Regions from separate parts of the Mus musculus genome. Here all the other regions are linked to region 1. Evidence: chromatin loops called from intact Hi-C (ENCODE). Cell type or tissue: gastrocnemius. All regions are shown on one strand. Region 1 has its middle 22 kb from the start of Nbeal1. Region 2 overlaps Nbeal1 (neurobeachin like 1). Region 3 overlaps Nbeal1 (neurobeachin like 1).

The links. Peaks named below come from ENCODE experiments on the same cell type or tissue, not always from the same donor. Only the 100,000 strongest peaks of a DNase experiment are listed, where the experiment ranks them.
Region 2: a loop joins it to region 1, with 3 times the contacts of the local background. A loop is called at or near these places in 14 of 42 quality-filtered maps.
Region 3: it touches region 1 in a loop (2.6-fold over the local background); 8 of 42 quality-filtered maps call a loop at or near these places.

Annotation. Positions count from the first base shown.
Region 1 is chr1:60,154,998-60,162,997 of GRCm38, forward strand. No RefSeq gene overlaps it. Among named protein-coding and RNA genes, the nearest start is that of Nbeal1, 22 kb to the right of the region's middle. In gastrocnemius, a CTCF peak has its summit at 3,661 (motif pointing right); no DNase peak of the experiment used is centred here; H3K4me3 peaks cover 715 bases; H3K27ac peaks cover 1,024 bases.
Region 2 is chr1:60,269,409-60,277,408 of GRCm38, forward strand. Nbeal1 (neurobeachin like 1) reads left to right here. Exons shown (of 55, transcript NM_173444.2): 33 at 864-1,021; 34 at 2,725-2,849; 35 at 7,717-7,843. Among named protein-coding and RNA genes, the nearest start is that of Cyp20a1, 70 kb to the right of the region's middle. In gastrocnemius, a CTCF peak has its summit at 3,279; a DNase peak (open chromatin) is centred at 3,264.
Region 3 is chr1:60,238,729-60,246,728 of GRCm38, forward strand. It overlaps Nbeal1 (neurobeachin like 1), which reads left to right. Exons shown (of 55, transcript NM_173444.2): 16 at 1-147; 17 at 3,811-3,896; 18 at 6,066-6,155. Among named protein-coding and RNA genes, the nearest start is that of Nbeal1, 62 kb to the left of the region's middle. In gastrocnemius, no CTCF peak of the experiment used is centred here; no DNase peak of the experiment used is centred here.

The sequences.
Region 1 (8,000 bases):
AAAAAACAACAAAAGGAAGAAGATCTAATACAGAGCATGCATACAAAGTGAAGATGGTTTTGGGAGAGGAGCCTTGGAAGGCGTCTATGCAGATCGTTGAGTAGTCACTACAATTCCCCAGTCGGCCCTGCAGACTAAGGGCTTGGGATTTATTTATGTTAATAAACTTAGTACTAGGCAGTATATAATTTTCTCCAATCGGATTAGCAGTGATAGAGTACTTGCTGAGCGCTAGATAGTTTTACTTGTTGGATATAGAATAATTAGTAAGATTTAATCCTACTCATGGAGACAAACAGATATATCTATTCCCTAGCTACTCCCTAGCAACAGCCAATCAAGATTAGTCTGATAGTTCCAGATGTACTTTCAGACCATTTGTGATTGTTCATGGTTTTGTTTCAGAGCACCCACCTGTCACCTGCTCACAATAGTCATTCAATTAGATGCTTGCCAGGCTGGAAACCTCCTTGCTTGCTCGCCATTTCCTATAAAGCCTTGTCCTGCTGAGGGCTCGGGGCTTCATCCCCCCAGTCTGCTGCATCAGGGTTGGCGGTGAGCCCAAGCTCGAGCTTGAATAAAGTCGTGGGATTACATGGGAATCGTCTCCTTGGTGGTCTTCTGGGTCTCGAACTCTTCCTGAGTGGGCACACCACCACCATGAATAACAGCTTTAGTGGCTTTTGAGTATTTATGCAGACTACATAAAGCACTCCCTTAGATGTCCCTGTTTGAGAACCTAAAAGAGTGTTTTATGTTATCTTTCTTTCTCCCCTCTATCTTTCTTTCTTTCCTACCACGTGATAGGGGAGTGAAGGAGGGGGGTTGGAGATAAAGGGTGGGAAAAAGAAGAACGCACAAAGTAGCTAAATCCAGCTACAGATCAAAGTATTTATCACAACCAGATTTTATTACATATCAACTCAAGTGATCAAAATTCACTGTAACAAGAAAATACTTTCCTGTCACTTTAGAAAAGTCAGGTAAGGTTCTCAGGGGCCTTCACTAATATAAAAATCTGGTACTAATGTATTTCTTCCAAACTATTATCAGCACTTAAATTTTATTTTCAAATTACCTAGATCTCTGAGAGCCTTTGTGACAAATCATTTAGTTTTAGAAATGCTAAAAAAAAAAAAAAGATGCATTAAACATAGGACAACAATCAAGAGAGAATGAATGTCCCTGCACTAATAAAATGTCACATGGAGGTAATCCAAGTATTTAGAACACAAAGCCAGCATTCCAGTAGTTTACACGTGTGGTGGCATGTGGAGTTCAGATCCTCATTACTTTAAAAATAATTTATAATATAAAAAGATGTTGAATTGCCACATACTTTTATTGTATCTATTAAGATTTATTACTTAATTATAACAAATATATAAGTGTGGTAATTCTGTAGTTGGTTTTATTGGTGAAACACATGGGCTGAATGGTTAGGGTAGAGTTTATCTGTTCCATTTGAAGTTTCTCCAAGGTATATACAAAGTAGTTGTTGGGATTCTATAAATCCTATGTATAAGCAGAGGTGCAGAGAAAATGTTAACCCACCAGGAGAGAATAAGACCTCTATCACAATTTTTGAGCCAAATTTGAAGCGAGCTTTATTAAATACTGGCTAGGGCACTGGACACTGGCCAGGTCCTTACCTGGGATCCCCAGAAAGTAGCCACGAATTATGTAGTCCCATGCTTATAAAGGTAAAAGCCATAAGCCACCTCCTTCCCACGTTCATCCACTCAGGGGCAAGCATCCACCCTGACTGACTTCTTGCCTCTGTGCCTCCCGAATATTAAAGATCAAGCACATCCTGTGCCCTTGGGGCAACCAACCCTGGTTACAGACGTGAGAGCATCTGGCTTGCTATCTTACATGAACAACAGCCCCCAGCATTGTAGGACGTTAACTGCTCTTGAGAAGGTGAGGTTTACGGGTTTATCTGTGCTTGGGCAAGTGGGGCTTACAAGTTAGAGGCATCTTTGGTTTTTGGTTTTTGGTTTTTGGTTTTGGTTTTCGAGGCAGGGTTTCTCTGTGTAGCCTTGGCTGTCCTGGAACTCACTCTGTAGACCAGGCTGGCCTCAAACTCAGAAATCTGCCTGCCTCTGCCTCCCAAGTCCTGGGATTAAAAGCATTTGCCACCACTGCCCAGCATTTTATGGATCTCTTAAACACAGTAATTACAATTTAAAACATAACCTTAGCCCCAAATGAAACTACTGAACCAGACTGTTCCATAGCAGATAGAATAATTTGTTGGGACCAAACTGCCAAGGCCATTTCCGGTGGGTGGAGAGTTGGGGGCTGGGCAGAAAGAGCAGAATAGTGGCAAAGCAAGTAGATTTTATGACAGTTAGCAGGGTGGGGCTCTGACTGGATTTGGGCTGTCCAGATTGACTTGGGAACTAGTGCTCTTGCCTAAGGTAGTTGACCCTTATGAGCTGGTTAAGGAAGGTTCCTGGAGGATTAGGGAAACTTTCTATTGAACAGAAAGCACTTTAAGAGATCTGCTTTAAACCTTTGGCTTGTCACCAGCACTGCCCTCCTGGACCTGACACTTAGGTTTCCCATTCCACTCTGCAAACATATCATACCAGTTTACACGCTCATTACCTTGCATGTGACAAATCCGATCTTGTTTTCTAAACAGTACTAGCAGACTTTGTTTTATAAAAGTAGTAAGTACATAATGGTTTCCATGTATGAGTTTTCCAAGAAGACATTAAAAAAGAAAGAAAGAAAGAAAGAAAGAAAGAAAGAAAGAAAGAAAGAAAGAAAGAAAGAAAGGGAAAGGAAAGGAAAGGAAAGGAAAGGAAAGGAAAGGAAAGGAAAGGAAAGGAAAGGAAAGGAAAGGAAAGGAAAGAAAAGAAAAGAAAAGAAAAGAAAAGAAAAGAAAAGACAAGACAAGACAAGACAAGACAAGACAAGACAAGACTCTTGCCACTTGATTGGGGTGGTGGTGCTAACATACAAAACAATCCAAACAAGTCCAACTTATCAAGTCAGTTTGTTCCTTTCAGAGAGTGGCAGCTTCACTTGCTGAAGCTTCTGAGGTTGCCCTCCCTTTTCACTTACCAAGCTCTAAGGTTACTCAGCAGTGTATCAGTAAAGCTTCTCTAAAGGAACAAACAATTGAATGTGCATGTACACACACATCCACACACACACATTTATTAGAATGGTTCAAATAACCCCACGATGGCTATCTCAAGGCAAGATTCCAGTAGTAGTGATGGGTCAGCAGTCCCAATCTCATGCTAGAGACGCAGAGAAGTCCTAGAAAGCTGTTAGTCTTCAGTGTGCACTGGAATCCTGAAGAAGTGCATTCTAACATCTACTATCAGTAGAGGAATTCATAAGCTACAAAATAGATGAACTTTCCTTAAAGAGAAGGCAAGTAGGCAAAATGCAGAAGCTTTCTTTCATGTCATTTCACGTGGGCAGCCACTAGAAGGTGTGGTCCAGATTTAGGGCGAGTCTTCCCACCCCAAATGATCCAGAGTTAGGGCAGATCTTTCATCCTTAAATGATACAGTCAAAAAAATCCCTCTGAGGTCTGCTCAGCTGCTTGGGGTTTGTTTTGGTTTTGGTTTTGGTTTTTTTAATTGGTTCCAGATGTAATAAAGTTGACAACCAAGAGTAACCATCCCAGCACCCAGCAGAGGGCAGAAGCAAACCAGGCCTGAAATAGAATTGCATGTTGGGGATCACGCCATCTTCAACTTAGCAGGAAAAGAATTATTATAGTGCAACCCAATACCCTTTTCTCCCCATCCCCCCACCAGTATCTTTCTTTTCTCACCCATTCCCTCTACTTTCATGTCATGAATGATTTTATGTGCCTATATAGAATCAACAGTATCAAGAGAAAGTGGGCAATATATGTCTTCCTGGAATCTTGAGGGTTTCAGTGAAACACTGTCAGACCACAGGAAGGATGGACGGTTTCCTACTGCTGTGGTTTGAATTAGCTTCATTGTACAGAATCACAGGCTGCTGCTGGCTAACTTTATTTACCTAGAATTTGGAGGGCAACTTTTGGGGGATGTTTTTGTGTATTGTGTATCCAGATGCTGATTTCTGCACCCAAAGATCTGGTTGCAGTCATTATTATGAAGCATATCCTCACTCGGTGTTTTGTAAACCATGGTTCTCCATAACCTTCTGATTGGTTAAAGAAATAGCTGAACAGCCGATAGCTGGGCAGGAGAGGAAAAGACTTCTGGCCCAGGGAAAGTGAGAGAGGGTCTCGGGAAGGGGAACAGGGAAGTCGACATAGGGTAGGGACATAGATGAAGAAGGATGACCCAGGGCAAGACTAAGATGACAGGTAATGGGCCATGTGGCTGGGAAGGTAGGCCAGGTCAGCATAGTCTGGTTAGAATATATGAGTATCTACCTAAAGCTTTTAATAAATGTAAAGATCTCCTTGTCATTATTCAGTAGGCATAGAAAAGCCCATAGTTTTACACAACTATCCATGAACAGTTTTTATTATTATTTGCTAGAGACTGAACCCAGGGCCTTGTTTGTGCTCAACACACACTTTTACCACTGGGGTATATCCTTTGCCCCTCTTAATCTTTGTTTTTGTTTCTTTGGTTTTGGTTTTTCAACAGAGGGTTTCACTGTGTAGTCCTGGCTGTCCTGGAACTCACTCTGTAGACCAGCCTGTCCTCTCAAATTCAGACATCTGTTATCCTTTGCCTCCCTAAGTGCTGGGATTCAAGGCCTGCACCACTGCCACCAAGCCTTGTTTCATTATTTTGGGACAAGGTCATACTATCTATATAGACTTCACTGGCCTGGAGCTCAGTATGACCAGACTACCTTTGAACTCACAGAGATCTGCCTGACTCTCCTGCCTTAGTGCTGGAATTAAATGCAAAAAAACCCTCTTAATCTTAATGTAACTCAAATGACTAGTAACTTTTCCTTCTGTGGTTAGTTTGGAAAATAACTCCCATTTGCCTGTGCCAGAGAAGTAAAACATTGGCATATAATCCAGCAATTCCATTCTTTGTTGTAAGGCAAATGGACTCACATGGATGCCTGCATGGCATCTCTAATCACAGCATTATTCACAATAGCTAAGGAGGGGACATAGCCCAAGTATTCATCAACTGATGAATGGATAAACACGATATGGCATGTACTTAACATGGAATATTTTACACAGACAGAAGAAGGAATTATGGGGCTGGCAAGATGGCTCACCGGGTAAAGTCCTGAGTTCAAATCCCAGCAACCACATGTTGGCTCACAACCACCTGTAATGGGATCTGATGCCCTCTTCTGGTGCATCTGAAGATAGCTACAATGTACTTAATTATAACAATAAATAAATCTTTGGGCCAGAGTGAGCAGGGTTGACCAGAGGGAGTGGGGTTGACTGGAGTGAACGGAGGTCCTAAATTCAATTCCCAACAACCATATGAAGGCTCACAGCTACAGTGTACTCATACATAAAAAATAAATCTTTTTTTTTAAGGAGAGGGAATTACTAAGACATACAATAACATGAATGAACCTTGAAAATTACGCTGAATGAGCTAGGTACAAAATGGCAAATATTATTCCACAAAATGTGTAGCATAAGAAACTTCATAGAGTCAGGCAGTAGTGGCACATGCCTTTAATCCCAGCGCTTGGGAGGCAGTGACTGGCAGATCTCTGTGAGTTCAAGGCCAGCCTGGTCTACAGAGTGAGTCCAGGCTAGCCAAGCCTACACAGAGAAACCCTGCCTTGAAAACAAACAAAACAAATCAAACAAGAAAAAGAAAAACAAAACTTTAAAGAAATGGGCAGTAGGCAGGGCAGGGCTTGGGGAGAGAAAAATGAATTATTACTCAAGTGGTTATCAAGTGTAATGATTTGAATGAGAATAGCCTCCATAGGCTCACATGTTTGTATATTTGGTTCCCAGTTGATGGACTATTTAGGAAGGATTAAGAGGTGTGGCCTTGGGGGCTGGTGAGATGGCTCAGTGGGTAAGAGCACCCGACTGCTCTCCCGAAGGTCAGGAGTTCAAATCCCAGCAACCACATGGTGGCTCATAACCATCTGTAACAAGATCTGACGCCCTCTTCTGGAGTGTCTGAAGACAGCTACAGTGTACTTACATATAATAAGTAAATAAATCTTTAAAAAAAAAAAAAAAAAAAAGAGGTGTGGCCTTATTGAAAAAGGTGTGTCAGTTGGAGTGGGCTTTGAGGTTTCAAAAGCCCCCACCATAGCTCCCCCAACCCCACCCCTGCCTCTGCTGCTAGGATGTAAACTCTGAGCTTCTGCTCCAGAGACATGCCTGCCTTTAATCATGCTTTCTGCCACAATGATCATGGACTAACTCTGAAACTGTAAACAAGCCCCCAATTAAATGTTTTCTTTTGTAAGCTGCTTCACTCATGGTGTCTCATCACAGCAATAGAGTAATAACTAAGACATAAAGTTTCTGTCTGATGAAATACACCGTAGTGATAGTTGTGAACATAGTAAATGCCACTGAATGACATATTGTTTTTGAATGGACATATAGGGTGGGATTATGGCTGCTTTTTCAGAGAGCCAGCTTCAATTTCCAGCACCCATGAGATGACTCACAACTGTCTGGAACTTAGTTCCCAAAGATCTGGTACATTCTTCTGGTCTCCAAAAGTTTCCAGACAGACAAAACTCCCAGACATACCAAATGAGAAAATAACTTTTTAAATGGACATGGTAAAAACTGGCCATAAATAGCAAAGTTTGTTCTATATTTTATCACAATAATAAAACAATCAAAAACTTTATGGTGAAGTTCTGAAGGTATCATCCTGTTGGGGTTGGTCTTGTGCACTGTGTATTCAGATGCTGAGTTCTGTGCCCCAAGATTAGGTTGCACTCTGGACATGGGCACTGTGTTGACCAGTGTGCTGTGAAGAATAATCCCTGATTGAATAGCAAACGCTAAAGCCTGTGACTGGGCAGGAGAGAGAGGAAGGAAGAACTTGAGATCAAGTAGGGAAGTCTCAGGGACCACGAGGAGAAGGAAAAAGATGGGAGCAGGAGGAGGCCACCATGAAGCAGGATGGACCATGAGGATGGACCATGAACTCATGGCCAAGAGAAAACTGCCCTGGGGACACACATGGAGCAGAGCAAACACGGGAAGGCTCAGTGGGCAAGTAATTAGCTTGCTAATAAAAATACCAGGCAGCCGGGCATGGTGGTGCACGCCTTTAATCCCAGCACTTGGGAGGCAGAGGCAGGCAGATTTCTGAGTTCAAGGCTAGCCTGGTCTACAGAGTGAGTTCCAGGACAGCCAGGGCTACACAGAGAAACCCTGTCTTGAACCCCCCTCCCCCAAAATACCAGGTTTCTGTGTCTTTTATTCGAGTGCTGTACTAGCTAGAGTGGGGCAGACTCACCCCAATAAAATTACTTCTACATCACCAATGCAAAATACAGTTGGATTTCAGCATTAAAATTTTCTAAATAGGTTAAAATTTCTTATTTTTTTACATCGCATCAGTTAACACTTTGGGGTAGGGTCTGCCCATGTTTGTGTACCCATGCCATAGTGTGACTGTGGAGGTCAGAGGACAGCTCATGGGGCTTAGTTCCCTCCTTCCACTGTGGCTTCTGAGGTTCTGACCTGACTTGGGTTGTCAGGCTTGTTTGGCAAAAGCTTTTACCCCGTGAGCATCTCAGCCTGGCCCAGCCGCTTTTCTTTATGATGATTACGTATTAGTCCCTTTTTACAGTGTCTCATCTCTGCCCTGAATTATTCGATCATTAATGTATTGGTCTTCTTCGAATCTGTATTCTTCTGTTCCATAGCTTTATTAGTTTAGCAGTTACCCACAAAACACTGGTCTTTTTGAAGATCACTTTGCTTGTTTCCACCTCGTATTTATAAAGATTATCTTGTTTTGTGTTTTTGTGCACATTTTTAATCACTTTTCTACCTCTGGCATTCACCTAAAATTCGTGTTCTTGTGTGAGACAAAGTCTCATATAGC
Region 2 (8,000 bases), 110 kb after region 1:
TACTTGTATGCTTAGTTTTTGAGGCAGTGTTACATGTTTTCTGTACCTGCCAAGATGACCATGAACTTAGGACCCTCCTGTTTCACTTTGCAAACACTTGCTGCTATACTCAGGTTGCACCTTTCATTGATTGGTCCCAGGGCTTATGATGCAAACATGCTACCAGTCAACCCACATCCCAGCCATCCCACTACTAGTATTGAAGGAAGATGTTATGTCCATGTAATAAGGGCATTGATGAGTTGATACCTAGCTCTCATGGGACTTTGTGACTTCCTTACTTGTCTCAGCAGTGATCTATTTTAGTGTTGGTTCTCATACCATTGATTCCTTCCTACAAGTATGGTAACAGCCACAATTTAATGACAGCTTGTTTTTCTGGAGTTTTAGTAGATATTTTAGATCTTAGTCCTTTTCTTTCTTTTTTTTTTTTTTTTTTTTTTTTTTTTGGTGTGTGTGTGTGTGTGTGTGTGTGACTATCTCATATTTCAGAGTGGCCTCAAACTTGATAAACAGCTAAGAATAACATTAAATTTCATGTCTTCCTAACTCCACCTCCTTAGTGTTGGGATTACAGGAGTATACCACCGCAATTGGGGTGCTTGGGAACAAACTCAGGTTGTTAGGCTCAGCAGTAGGTGACTTTTATTGATTATTTTATCAGCTGTAGAGTGAGTGTCTGTGTGTGTGTTTTATTTTTACAAGTCAAATCTTAAGTAGAACATAGCTAAAATTCTACCGTCCTCATCAAAGAGAAGTATTTTAATGAAATAAAATTATGTTCTTTCTTTTTTCATATACCTTTTTTTTGTTAAATAAAAATTTATAGATACATTACTCTCGTCTTTTTCTGTTTATTTCAGGAGTATTTTGTGGAGCCATTTAATCGAAAAGCCCGTCAAGAGAACTTGAGGTATAATAATATGATTAAACAACTTAACAGTCAGCAGTTGGCGGCTGTTAGACGCTGGAAGGCGATACGGCTCTATCTTACGTGCGAAAGGGGGCCTTGGGCTGAAAAGTAGGTACATGTTTTGCTCTTTAGAACTGTGGCATTATATGTTAAACTGTTAAGCTAAGTATGTTTTACTCCAATTCTTTAAAGAGTACTTTGAATTCCTGTTCTTTATGAGTTGGTTTTGAATGACGGGAGGTTTGTGTGTACGTATTACTTGTCATGTGCTTGGCTCTCCTTTCACCCTAGTGTCACATGCATTAGACTTTAGACTCTAATACTCCACAACAGTGCTTCTGCCTTTCTCACATCACCTTATTAAGCTAGAGTTAATGACGTTATGCACTTCAACATTTTACAGCTTAATATTGTCACTTCTTTTGGTGTATATATTTTATAGCCCTTGTTTTAAAAATGTAGTAAAGTAACCCTTTTGTTTATCTTTTTGACCCTCTGATCAGTGGATAAATATTTAGTTGTTGGCCACCTTTGAGCTATTCTGACAGTGCTGCTGTGGATAGTTGTATCAAAATGTTTTGAGAGCATGCTTTTAAATCCTTTTGGGTATATAGTATAAATGCAAGTTCTGCATCATATTTCATGTTTAACTTATTAGGCATTGACAAGGAAATGTCAGCATGTTTTCCAGTTTCACACATTCTAACTGATAGTTGTCGTTTTCCAATTTTTCAAATAGCCCGTCCGTTGTGTATATAAAGCATGATCATATAATTTTGTTTTTCACCATTCTAATAACCAACAATGTTGAGTGCTGTTTTGTGTACTTGTTGGCCATTTGTATGCCTTTGAAGAGTGTTGGCTTGTTTCCTTTGCCTAGTTCCCACATTGAATGATGGACTTTTCACTGAAGTTGTGTGTGTCAGAATGTATGTATTCTCAGTGACTCTTCAGGTGATTTGCAAATATGTAGATGATTTTTCACTTTCCTGATTGTGACCTTTGTTCTTCAGAAGTTATAATTTTAATAAACCTAGTTTTTTTTCCTTGCATGCTTTTTATAATGTATTAGGAAAGCATACCCAAGTCCAAGGTCATAAAACTTTACCTTTTCTTCTAAGAGTTTTATCATCTTAACTTTGATATTTTGGATTTTGATCCATTTGTAGTTATTTTATTACGTATTTTCCTCAATTACATTTCCAATGCTAGCCCAAAAGTCCCCCATGCCCTCCCCCCACTCCCCTACCCATCCATTCCCACATTTGTAGTTATTTTTATTTGTAGTAAAACTTTTTAATATTATGGTTATAAAATTGCATTTAACATGAAAGAATAAAGTAATCAAGCCAGAAGTCTGAAAGCTAGTGTTCAAATCTTATTTCTCTACCATTAAGCCTCATGGCATCTTGGGTAATTTAAATTCTCTTAGGTTCATATATGTTGCAGTCAAACGTACTCATTTTAGTTTTCATGACAGTTGTCCAGATGATAAACATAAACATTTACATTTGTTTCGAAAGTAGCTGCTAGCATATAGAGTAGTAGGTTTCCGTTTGCACACATTTGCCATCCGCTGCTCTTACTCAGCCCCCATCCCGCTGCTCTCCTTCAGGTTTACCCAAGTCTGCTTTTTTGTAGTGCTGGAAATCACACCCAGGGCCTTGTGCAAACTAGCCAGTTGTTATATCTTGATCATTTTCTAAATTGTATTGAACAATTGTGAAGCACTTTATACTTGTTTATACGCTGTAAACAATTAATTTTTATAATTTCAAATAATTTTACTTGTTTCATTGTGAATTTTATAGGAAACAGAATCGAATTCACTGGAAACTAGCTAATGTTGAAAATTATTCCCGCATGAGACTTAAACTGGTACCAAATTATAATTTCAAAACCCACGAGGAAGCTAGTGCCTTAAGAGATAATTTAGGTGAGTTACAGTAGCTTCCTGTTTTTATGAACAGATGTTGACAGGCTGCTTACTGTTGTTTACTGTTTTAGATGTTTACTTAAGAACAAAGGGGTATAGTACTTTAAAGTGTATGTGTAAATTGGTACATGAATTCAGTGTTGTTAATTTTGGCCTAAATCTAAGATGAGTGTGTGTTTTCATTGAATGTAACTTTCCAAAGAAAGCTAGTATTTTTACTGTATTTCGTTTATGTTTTGTTGAGAAATAATATCCTTTCCTTTGACTATTAAATTAGCCTACTTCCCCATCCTTTAATTTATGACTCTTTTATAACCTGCCTCCCCCCTTTTTAATGTATATGAATATACTGTTATTGTCTTTAGACACACCAGAAGACAGTATTGGATCCCATTACAGAGGTTGTGAGCCACCATGTGGTTGCTGGGAGTAGAACACGGAACCTCTGAAAGTGCTCATCTCTCCAGCCCAACCTGCTTTTAAAGAGCCCTAATTTTTAATGTCTTAGATGTGCCTTGTAAAAGAATACTTTGCAAATATTTACCCAAGTAGTATTTCAAAATGGATTTTAAAGGGGTTTCTATAACTTTGTAAGAAGCTCTTCATTATTGGCTGTCATTTGTTCTCTTTTGAAGAAAAGTCTGAAATATGCAGAAGTATTTCCTGTGATGTGTCCATGGCACCTACATGTTTGCCAAGTCATAATTATTGTCACTGTAGCTGCTTCTGTACCACTTGTATCTCATGATAGGTCTATAGATTAAACAAGGGCCAAATTTTAGACTTTTTTTCCGTTTAACATATTGACCATTCCTACAAAGCTGAAGAAAGCCAGTATATCATTTAGGATTCTGTGTTCTAAAGTAAATCAGATAATTATGATTTTTTCTCTTAATGAAAAATAATATTTTGTCTTTGACACAAACACTAACTTAATGTATCTTACATAGCAGCTTACAGTCATATATATAAGCCTCTCTGCCTTGTCAGTTTTCTGGCACTTGCACACTTCCTTTTCAAAATGTAACTGTCCTCATTACCTAGCAGACATCCCCCTCCAGTGCATCACTTTAGTTTGGTAGTAGTTTCAATGATGCTATTTCCCTACTATTTTCCAAGAAATCCTTCTCTGGGAAATTCCCACTCCTGTTTCCTTACCCTCTCCTACTCTGCAGATGAGTTTATATCCTTTCTTCTTACCTCAGCCGTCTTAAATTCAAGAAAACCACTGTCCTTTTTTCACCTCAGCTTTACTCATTGCATATTTTAAGAAGTGTTCCAGTTCAGTGGTGACAGTAAAACTGGACAGATGGGAGAAATGGTGCTCGATGGTAGTGAAAACTAGGAGCAAGCAGTGGCTCATCCTACAGTGCTTTCTGCTGGGTGTACTTCACAATTCAGTGCAGAGTTATTTTGCTTACTTCTTAAGATAGTTTGATATTCTGCCAATTCATGATATTCTTTAGTAAGAAAATAGTTGCTTGTTTTGTTTCAAGTACACTTTGCAAATAACTCATTGCAAATATACAGAACAGGGTTATGTCATAGACTTTTCTGTAAAATGCTTGTATGTAATATTTTAATGAAAAGCCCATTAAGAACTCAAGACACCGAGTTTGTGATGGATAAGAAAATCTAGATTCCTATCTGTAATCACAGTACCTGTGAAGTAGGGGCAGAGGGGCAGAATGCCAGGGTTGTTGTTTGCTATGTAAAGTTTCTCAGGCTCAGGCTACCTTGAGAGACAAAATAAATGGATTCTTTTGATTGAGGAGCTTAGTGCACTGCTGCATGGCTTTAATCCCAGCTAACTAAGCAGTTAAGAAGGAGGTATCTGGAGTTCAGCCCAGCCCAGGCAACATAGTAAAACCCTGACTTGGAAAAAATTTTAAAATATATCTTTTATTATTTCTTTTATTTTTGAGATTATAATATCATTACATCATTTACCCCTTCCCTTTTCTCTCTCCAAATTCTCCCATGAACCTATCCTTGCTCTATTTCAAATTCAGTCTTTTTTTGTTACGTGCATATGTGTATATATTATATATCCCACCACACACCCCAAATCCATTTAGCATGTCTGTTGTTGTTATTGTCCTTGTTCAACTCATATTTACACAGTCTAACCATGTGGTTAGACTTTATGGGTGTATCTTCTGATGTTCCCAGGAGATATAGTCTCATGGTAAGCTTGCTCTTACAGTCTTTCAGCCCTCTTTTCCAAGACTGTCCCTGAACCTTAGGTTTGGGAATTGTTTTATAGATGGATCCAGTCGGACTCAGCTCCACAACTCTGCATTTTGGTTATTGATGTTTTTCTGTAATGGTCTCCATCTATTACAAAGAGAGGTTTTCTTGATGAGGAGTGAGGGCTACACTTACCTATGGGTATAAAGACAAATATTTAGAGTGTAAAGTATTAATGCTAGTTTGCTAAAGTTGCAGCTGTTGGTTCTCCTCCAACATCCATGACTTCACTAGTCCTGAGTAGTTGGCTAGGTTTCTAGCACCAGCCAGAATTTCTTTCTTGTTGAAATCTAATTTGATCTTTAGTCCAATTAGAGTTGTCACTAATCACCAAAGTATGTGTGCCACTACTGCATCTTAAGGTTACCATGCTGTGCTGGTCATTGTGATTCATAGATGTCATAGTGGGTAGGTCTTTTGGTTGCTTTCTTCCTTTGGAAGCTCACTTGATGTTTCTGTTACCGTAAAAACTTATTTCTGAGGGAGGAGGCTTTCCAGCCATTTCTAGCTCAGGGGCCTCTGTGCTGTTTTTGAAGTACTTGGCGTCCTCAGCAATAGGCACTTGTTTTCTACCTCCAGAAGGAAACCAAGGACAGTAGCAAGAGCCCATAATGTTTTGTGAGTCTCTGTCAATCTTGATCAACAATCACGAAACTCCATCTTCTCATGCCTGGTGTTGGGTTTTTGTTATTTCAGCCTCCTCTCTTCTGTCTTTATCTCCCTCTCCCCCTTTCCGTTTTCCTCATCAGATCAGTAGCATCCTGCTAGTCTCTTCTCTGTTGCTCCCCCATCTATCTACCCTGATATGATCCCTTTTATTTCCCTAGTTTCTATAGCTACTTCAGGATATATACTCAAATAGGAAGATTTAAGCTAGGACCTCAGATGAGAGAGAACATCTAATGTTTATCTTTCTGGGTCTAGGTTACTCACAGTCTTTTCTAGGTCCTTCTATTTACCTGAAAATTTCATGATTGCATTTTTCTTTACAGCTGGATAGTATTCCATTGTGTATAAGAACCGCATTTCTGTTTTCCATTCATCGGTTGAGGGACAGTAAGGTTGTTTCTATCTCCTAGCTGTTGTGAATGAAGCAGCAGTGACCATGGCTGAGTGTCTGTGGAGTAGACTGTCCAGTCCTATGGGTGTATGCTAAGGAATGGAATAGCTGGGCCATAGGGCAGATGTATCTTTAACTTTTTTGATAATTTTCCACACTGGTTTTCCTAGAGGCTGCTTTAGTTTGAAATCCAGCCAATGATGAAGGTTTTCTTTTCTCCATATCCCTTTCAGCATTTGTTGTGTGTGGTATGTTGATCTTTGCAATTCTGACTGGGGTAAGATGGAATTTTAAAGTTGTTTTGATTTATATTTCTCTAATTGGTAAGGACAATAAACATTTTTGAGATGGTTCTTGGCCATTTTTTTTTCTTCCTTTGATGACTGTTCAGGTCCCATGCCCATGTTTTTAAATAGGTGGGTTGGGGGGGGGGTTGTTTTTTGTTTGGTTGGTTGGTTTGGTTTGGTTTGGTTTGGTATGTTTTCCTGGTTTTTTTTTTAGTTCTTTACATACTGTTGTAATTAACTCTCTGTAAGATGTGTAGCTGGGATTCCTTTTCACTTGGTTGTTTTGTTTTTGTTTATTAAGCGTACAGTTCAATGTAAGTTGGAGTGTTTTTAGAAAGTAGGAAGCACAGATTCAGAGAGCCCAGTGGCAGGACAGAATTGAAATCTAGTATCCCAATTTAGTGTCCATGTTCTTTCTATTATAAAGCCCTTTGTTATTTATTACAAAGTACTTAGTTTGTATACTGTACATGTATGTGTTTTACGTATGTATTAGGGTTACCTGTTCCTCCCCATGCACCTCAGGACGTGATGGCTCTGCTGATTATTATTTGTTAGCTATAGACAGCTGCTCATACAGACTTTGCTTTCTTTTTTCTCTTTCGAGGCAGGCTCTCTATGTACCCCTGGCTGTCTGTGAAACTAGATATATAGACCAGGATGGCCCTGAACTCAAGAGATTCACCTGCCTCTGCCTTCTAAGTGCTAGGGTTAAAAGTGTGCACTACCATGCCTGGCCTGGCTGTCATTTGATATTTAATACAAGTGCACAATCACATTGATAGTAACTCATTGGCATTTATTTAATTATTAACTTTGTTTGTTTGTTGGTTTGTTTGTTTTTTCAAAACAGGGTTTCTTTGTGTAGCCCTGGCTGTCCTGAACTGGAACTCACTCTGTAGACCAGACTGGCCTCAAACTCAGAAATCCACCTGCCTCTGTCTCCCAAATGCTGGGATTAAAAGCATGTGCCACCACTGCCCAGCATTAACTTGCCTTTAATTAAATATAATTGATTCATGAATCTGTAATTTGCATAAAGTCAGTTCTATACCTCTTTCAGACTGCTAATCCAGTATTTACTCTATTTCTGAATCTAGAATTAGCCATTATTAAAAATAACTGTCATTTTAAAGGCATGTATATTTTATCACATGTGTAATAATTTTTAAAAATCCTCAAATATCAAAACTGTCAGAAAATACAGAAATGCTATAATATTTTGTACTAGTTTTTAATTTATTCTTTTTTTTTTTTTTTAATTAAACAGGTGTTCAGCACTTACAGCCTTCCAGTGATTCATTGCTTTTGGAAGTAGTGAAACAAGTTAAACTCAGTGACATGGAGGAAGATAAACTAGAACTTCTTGAAGAGGACATGGCAGCTAGAGTAAATATGTATGTAGAAGTATTTGAAAGCAGTTAAACTATGTTACGAGAAAGGGGACTGCAAAATTGTGGATTTGCTTGAGTTTCTGGCTTTCCAAACAGTTAATTATTTAGTTACAAGTGTTGTACTTCTTTAACTGTAACAATTAGTGTCAGACCAGCTGTT
Region 3 (8,000 bases), 84 kb after region 1:
AATCGAAATTGTTTACCAAATTAATTTCAGCTGGAACCCAAGATAGTGAATGGGGTTGTCCCACGTCTCTGGAGGGCCAGCTAGGATCTGTGATTATATTCCATGAAGCTCTGCAGCCTCCTCAGGTCAAGGCTTTGTATTTAGCAGGTGAGCATGCACAGCCACAGTATTTAGCATTGTCTTTTTCTTCGCGTTTTTACCTGAATGTTTCCTAAAGAGTTACTTGATTTGAAGAATGTGTTTTGTTCATTCATTCATTCATTCATTCACTCACATTTTGGGAATCTACCACATATAAAGGAAGTAATCTAAGTACTGAACTATATTACAGACCTGTGATTGTTTTAATTGGAACTGAAAAGAAAAGCCTGTTTTATAATATACTTTTTTTGTAGGAATGCCTAAAACAAGGGTGTGCTGTGTATACCTTTGTAAGTTCATGAGCACCATGTGTATACACATAGACAGGTGAGGGGGTATCTGGTCCCATACAGTTCAGAGCTGTTTCATCTGGGTGCTGGGAACTGAACCCAGATCATCTGCAAAGAGTACTATACACATTCTTAACCACTGGGCCATCTCTCCAGGCCCATTTTGAGTGATCATTAAATTTTTAAAAAAGTTTTATATTTAACGTATATGCATATACTGTCGCTCTCTTCAGACACACCACAAGAGGGCATCAGATCCCATTACAGGGGGTTATGAGCCTCTATATGGTTTCTGGGAATTGAACTCAGGACTTCTGGAAGAACAGTCAGTGCTCTTAATTGCTGAGCCATCTCTTAAGTATTGATATTTAAATTTCTTAAGTATCAAAACTACTGCCTGTGTTAGTCTCCCAGGATTGCCATAATCAACTTCTAGACTCTGTCTTTAATCACCAAAGTTTATTTTCTTTTTTTTTTTTAAAAGATTTATTTATTTATTATATGTAAGTACACTGTAGCTGTCTTCAGACACTCCAGAAGAGGGCGTCAGATCTTGTTACAGATGGTTGTGAGCCACCATGTGGTTCCTGGGATTTGAACTCCGGACCTTCGGAAGAGCAGTCGGGTGCTCTTACCCACTGAGCCATCTCAGCAGCCCCAAAGTTTATTTTCTTAACATTTCTGGAGGGTAAAAGTTCAAGATTAAGGTAATATAAATATCATTTTCTAGTGAGGCTTCTCTTTGCTTTAGGCAGCCCCTTTTTTACTGTAAGCTCAGTATGAACTTTCATACTTTTTCTCACTGCGCATATAGAGAAAAAGAACAGACCTCTTTTTAGTGTTTCTTCCTTTTCTTATGAGGGGCTCTGTCTGATTAGGATCCATTCTTAAGACATAATTTATTTTTAATTTTTTGTTTAAAGACTATAATTATAATAGTCACATTGGAAAGTATATTTTTAGTGTAACTTTAGGTCAGTCACTTCCATAACACTTTAAGTACTTTAGAAAGATGCTAATGAGTTGATGAAATCACATATAAACCTACCTACATAAGAAATTATGTAATTCAAAAATTCTGAGTCTTTCCCTAGAATTTGTCAGTCTTATGATTTATTTATTAATATACCTAAAAAAATTTTGAAGGCAGTACAGATAGGTATAGTATTGTAAATGTTCTTGTTTTGTTATTTTCTTTTGACTGTGATTTTGAATATAATATATTAGTTACTATTAGTCCTAACATTTCTGTTTTATAGCTGTATTTTATCAGAATATTCTGAATTAAAAAATTTAAGAGTCATGGACATTAATTTTGCAGAGAGCCTGTTTTTCATAAAGACACCCTGTTCAGACTGCATAGGAGTTTTGAGATGAATAGAACTATCTGGATTTTTCAGAGTTTAAATTAGAACATTATCATTTCTTTGACACTCACTGAGTATTCAAATGTGTGGTTTCCAAGCCAAGTAAGTGTGTGGTTAGAAATGAGTCATTTAGTGCAGCATTTGTGGCTATATAGTATACAGTTTATTCTAATAGTTCTACTTACAATTTTACTCTTAAATGATAATTATATCATTATTATAAATTATTGTTCTTTACCTCTGTGTGGTTTCTTGAATTTATGATTATAAATTCTCTATAATTTGTTTGTTTTTGGAGACAGGATTTCTCTGTGTAGCCCTGGCTTTCCTAGATCTTGCTCTGTAGACCAGGCTGGCCTGGAACTAATAGAGATCTACCTGCCTCTGCCTCCCAAGTGCTGGGAGTAAAGATTGCACCAGTACCACCTAGCTATAATTTCTTAACTATTGTTATAAAATTAAATTTTTCAGTATGAGGGCTGGAGAGATGGCTCAGTGGTTAAGAGCACTGACTGTTCTTCCAGAGGTCCTGAGTTCAATTCCCAGCAACCACATGGTGGCTCACAACCATCTGTAATGGGGATCTGATGCCCTCTTCTGGTGTGTCTGAAGACAGCTACAGTGTACTTAACATGAAATAAGTAAATCCATCTTTAAAACATTTTTCTTCAATATGATGAGCTGTTGTATTTAGAGTTTTAGTTTAATGGATTTTATGATTAACTTCTGAGAATAAACATTAAAAGTGTGAATAAGTGAATGGTTCTACATACATGTCATATAGTCAAAGGAGAGAAAACAGTCAGAGTCCTTTTGATGACACAGAAGTGTGTCAGCTTTAGCACAGCTTCAGTGAGATGGAGTATCCAGCTGTGCTGCAGACATGGCTCAGTGAAAGCAGAAGAACCCGAGTGTGGATCCCAGCACCCCTGGGAAAGCTGGCTGTGGATGCCTTCCACCATCACCCCAAGGTTAACGTGGACTCCAGGCCAGCCAGCCCACCTAAAAGAGAAGCTTCAGCCTGACTAAGAGATCTGTCTAATAAAAATAAGGTGGTGGCAAGCACTGGGATTTGCTGAATAGAAAGAGGCTAAGGAAGAGAGAGATACAAGAAGTCACCCAATAGCTTCTTTGGCCTCTCGACATGTACATAAGCACATATACTTTTATACATATGCACATATCCTTCTCTCTCTCTCTACCTCTGTCTCTCTCTCTCTCTCTCTCTCACACACACACACACACACTTAAATAATTATAATTTAAATAATCTTCCATTATGTGTCAGATGGAACTTTGAGCTTACATTTCAGTTGTAAATAAAATGAGCACTGTTACCTACTTACATGCTATCCCATTTCTCTGCTGTCTGTCCAAATTGAAAAACCAGGTTTTTTTTTTTTTGTTTTTTTTTTTTTTTAAGGTAGAGTCTTATTATAGAACCCTGCCTGCTTCTGCCTTCTGAGTCTTAGCATTAAAGGTTATACCAACTGGACTGGAAAGGTGACTCAGTTAAGAGCACCTCTGTTCTTCTAGAGGACTCAGGTTCCCAGCACCCACATGGCAGCTCACTACTGTCCATAATCTCTAATCCAGTTTCATGTTACTTGAAACCCTCACATAATAATACATGCAGGCAAAACACCAATGCACGTAAAATAAAAATAGATAAATGTGTGCGTTGTGTACCACTATACTCAGTATCACATTTTTAATGCTTTTCTTATTCTTTTGAATTTGTTTACATTAGAGAAATCAATATAATTTTAGTATTTTATAATATTTTCATACAGTGTCCTTTCTACAGCAGAGATTAATCATCTCCCCAAATGTTCTAGGTTTTAGAAAAATTAGAGGTGACCTAAAACTAAAGTACATGTATACAGTGTGTTTTAGCTCTGTCATTTGAGTAACTTGAAGCATTTTGATTTTAAATTTTGTTCTAGAAACATAGAATCCAAGAGGACATGTATATTTAGTGATGATTGTGTATGTGTGTAACTAATTTTCAGGTCCAAATTGCTTAAGCCCTTGGAAGTGTCAAGACTGTGATATGGCCGACTTGCCAAGTAACATCCTCCTTCACTACACAGGAAAGGTAAATGCATGGCTGTCCCTAATTGTGACTTCCATGAGCTCAAATTGATGGCTTTATTCCCTTTGTCATTTCAGTGGGTAATTGCCATAGGGGGTGGGAGTTGTGGTGAATCTTGAGTTTTAAAAAAAATTAGGGTTTGTAAAAGGAAGTTGAGAAGAGCAAAAATTAAGACATACCTTCTCAGCTAGAGTTTAGGTTATGTGTCATTCTAGTGCGTATTGGAATAGTTTGTGAAATTGGTTCTGAGTTGGTTTTAGTGAATGAAACCTTTTAAACCTGTTTCTCTAGTCATCTCAAGAGAGGTGAAACAGCAATACTCAAACTTTAGTTTGCTTTTTAAAAAATGTGATGTTGAGGGGGAAGGGAGATGTTTTTAAAGGATAGAAACACTTTCCAGTATACTGCCATGTCTAACTCTTTTCCCTTCAAAAACTCAGTTAATGAAAGTAAGAGACAGTAAAGATGGAAGGAGAAAGGCATAAGGTACAAGTGGGAAGAGGAAAGCAGCCAAGTGCCACAAACAGCATTGTTTGCCTTTATCATATTTAATATTACATTGGCACAGAAAGTACTTTTATTGTATGAGACAATATAGAATATATTTTCCTAGTTTAGTAAGCTGGTATACAATCATACTATTTATTTGTTACATCTGACTTGACAAACTTACTGATTTTATGTTCTTCCAACTTTATAATTTGATAAATTTCATACCTTAGAAATTAAAAATAAATAATGTAATTATCCTGTATAATTCTTTCCCAAATTAGCTAATTGTTAATATTTTGTTGTATTTTATGACGTTTTTCAAGTCATTTGTACAAGCAGATTGGCATAACTATAAAACTTTATCCCTGAATATTTTTACATAGTTTCTTACATAATTGAATATATCATCTATTCAGTTTTCCCTAAAAAATACTTACTTAGCAAAAGTTAGTTTTGATCCATCAAGATCTATGTATTTTCTCAAACATAAGTTTGTTTATCTAACCATAAACTTCTTTCTTGGCAACTACTGGTATTTACTCACCTATTCAGTCTCCGGTGTGTAGCACAGATTCTAGGAAGTATGTGCATCTCCTCCACGTAGTACACCAAGTGACACACTCTTTTCAGGTTTTTAATGTTATGGTCGTTACCTTTTTACAAAGTGAATTTGAATTGGTGATACTAAGATTGTATTCTTTGAGACGAAAATTTAAAAATATGTACTTTTAAAAATTAGTTATTGCCTCACTGTTTTCCCTGAAGAAATGTGATTTCTATGTAAGTAAGTCGGTTTATTGAACGTTGGTTTCTCCAGAAAGGTGTGCTAACGGTACAAGTCTGAGTTCAGTGAGTAAGTCATGGAGTTCTTGTGTTCTTCTCAGCCTTCTTAGAGATTGATCATATGCTTTAAAAACCATGCTGTGATAAAAATTCTCCTTGGTTTAATGTTTCACCAGTTTTTTGAGCACTCTTTAGAAACAACTCAAGTATTAATGAACGCTAATTTGATAAGTGGTACTTTGGAACAGTTTTCAGCTTTTCAGTTGTTTTCATCTCTATCCTTATTTGTAGCAGGTGTTTAGCCATCTGTTTCTTTAAAAGTCAGTGTTTTCTTTGTGCCGAGAACTGAATGCAGTGACCTGCTTTTGATAAGCGAGTGCTTTAGATTTAGTCCCTGATTATTTTTTAAGAGCTATTATTTAAAGAACTTGATGTGTAGCCATGAGGACCTGGGCTTGGATCCCCAAGCAGCTATATAAAGGACATTACTGATTTGCCTATGATCCCTGGGCTGGAGGGTCAGAGACAGGTGCATAAGTTGCTGGCCATGGAGTCTAGCTAATGGTGAGCTCTAGGTTCAGTGAGAGATCCTGTCTCAAAAAAGAAGGTAAAGAATGACTGATGACATCTAAGAGCTGACGTCTGCCTCTGGCCTCTCAGGTATAGACCTGCTTACATGCCCCCACACAGAAACACAAACACAACACAGAGATAGGTAGGTAGATATGTATATAGATAGATAGATGGATAGATAGAACAGTAAAAAGCAATTGCTAGGCATGTTATTGATTTTATTATTCACTTTTTAAATTATGGTGGAATAGTTTCTGTGTAATTAAAGTTATGTTTTGTTCTAATTGCACTAAGGTGCTTGTTGTATTTTTCTTTTTTTCTTAGGCTTGCAAAAATTCAATTTGCCTTGACTTGTCTGCTAACTGTTTGCATGGAAGATTAACAGGAAACAAAGTAGTGAATTGGGACATTAAGGTAAACTAATAATATACAGTGGGCATTGTATAATTTAAATTTACTTTAAGTTTACTTAAGCATAGCATATAGCTAGAATTTTTGAATAATAGGAACTGGACACAGGATATTCTAAAGTCTGAGAAGAAGATGGGGAGGAGAGAGATGTGTGTGTGTGTGTGTGTGTGTGTGTGCATGCATGCGTGCATGCACACTGTTAGAAATCTATTGACCTTCACCTGTTGCTTTGATTGATCAGAAACCTTGCCTTTTAGGCTAAGTAAGCTGGCTTCTCAGGATCTCCCTGTCTCTGTCTTCCAGTGCTGGAGTTTTCAGGCAGTCCTGCCCAGAGTTTTCCATGGGTAATTGGATTTGAACTCAGACCTTCAGGCTTGCACATAGTTTATCCACTGAGCCATCTACTTGCCCAGCATCACCAAATTGATATTAATAATAGGTCTCTGTTAAAGTTTTATGCAATGTTGGGCATGGTAGTGGCGTCTTTAATCCCAGCACTTAGGAGGCAGAGAAAGAGACAGTTCTCTTTGATTTGTGTTCAGCCTGGTCTTTTTAGTAGTTCCAGGCCAACCAAGACTGTGTAGTGAGACCCTGACTCCAAAATAAAATTTAAAAAATCTTCAGATAGATAGATCGATAAAATGTTATGCAGATTTATATTCTGAAGGATGAATAAGAATAATAGTTGAGTGACTGACTGAAACTCTTTTTGTTTTTGTTTTTTTTGGTTTTTTTTTTTTTTTTTTTTGGTTTTTTGAGACAGGGTTTCTCTGTATAGCCCTGGCTGTCCTGGAACTCACTTTGTAGACCAGGCTGGCTTCGAACTCAGAAATCCACCTGCCTCTGCCTCCCAAGTGCTGGGATTAAAGGCATGGGCCACCACCGCCCAGCTTGACTGAAACTCTTACCTTTGTAAACTATGCTATCAATCAAGCCAACTCAAAAAATATGCTATGGTTTAAATCTTTTTTTTTTTTTAATTTATTTATTATTATATGTAAGTACACTGTAGCTGTCTTCAGACACACCAGAAGAGGGAGTCAGATCTTGTTACAGATGGTTGTGAGCCACCATGTGGTTGCTGGGATTTTGAACTCTGGACCTTCAGAAGAGCAGTCGGGTGCTCTTACCCACTGAGCCATCTCACCAGCCCTATGCTATGGTTTATATTCATATATAAGTTGCACAGTTTGACTTTGTAATATTGGCTTTACAAGACTAATTTTGTGTGTTATATATAGAAATTTACTTATGTTGTCCAGATCTGAAAATTAGTCTTTAGTACTTTGTATTATAGCTATATAAATTAACTAATGAAACATTTTACCTAATGTGGGAGACAAGACAGGAACAGAATTATTAGGAGAAAGACAATTTTTTATTTTTATGTTTAGGTAAAATTAAAGCCCCCCTCACAAAAATATAAAAGGCAACTGAGAAGAAAAATATTTGCCATTCATAAAGTTCAGTTACTACCACAGAAAGAGCTCTTTAAGTCGTTATGTTTTTTTTCCCAGCACACACTTTTATCTTTTTATGTAATGTGTAAAGTGAATTTTAGATCATTTAAAAGTATACAAAATAAAGTGGCAGGTGTGTATTATGAATAGCCCTTGAAATGTCAGGTACAGTTACTACATAAAGAACGTTGTATTGGGAAGTTTGACTAAATTAGTGTTTTATAGCTGCAGTTGTGACAGGTAACTGTATGAGATGAGATATTTGTTAATCTCATATCCTCCCTTACCTTTCTGCTTCTCTTTCTTCCCTTCCTCTCCTTTTCTATTCCCTTTCTCTTTTAGTCCCTTCCAGGCTGACCTTGAATTTGGAATGTTCCCATCTCAGCCC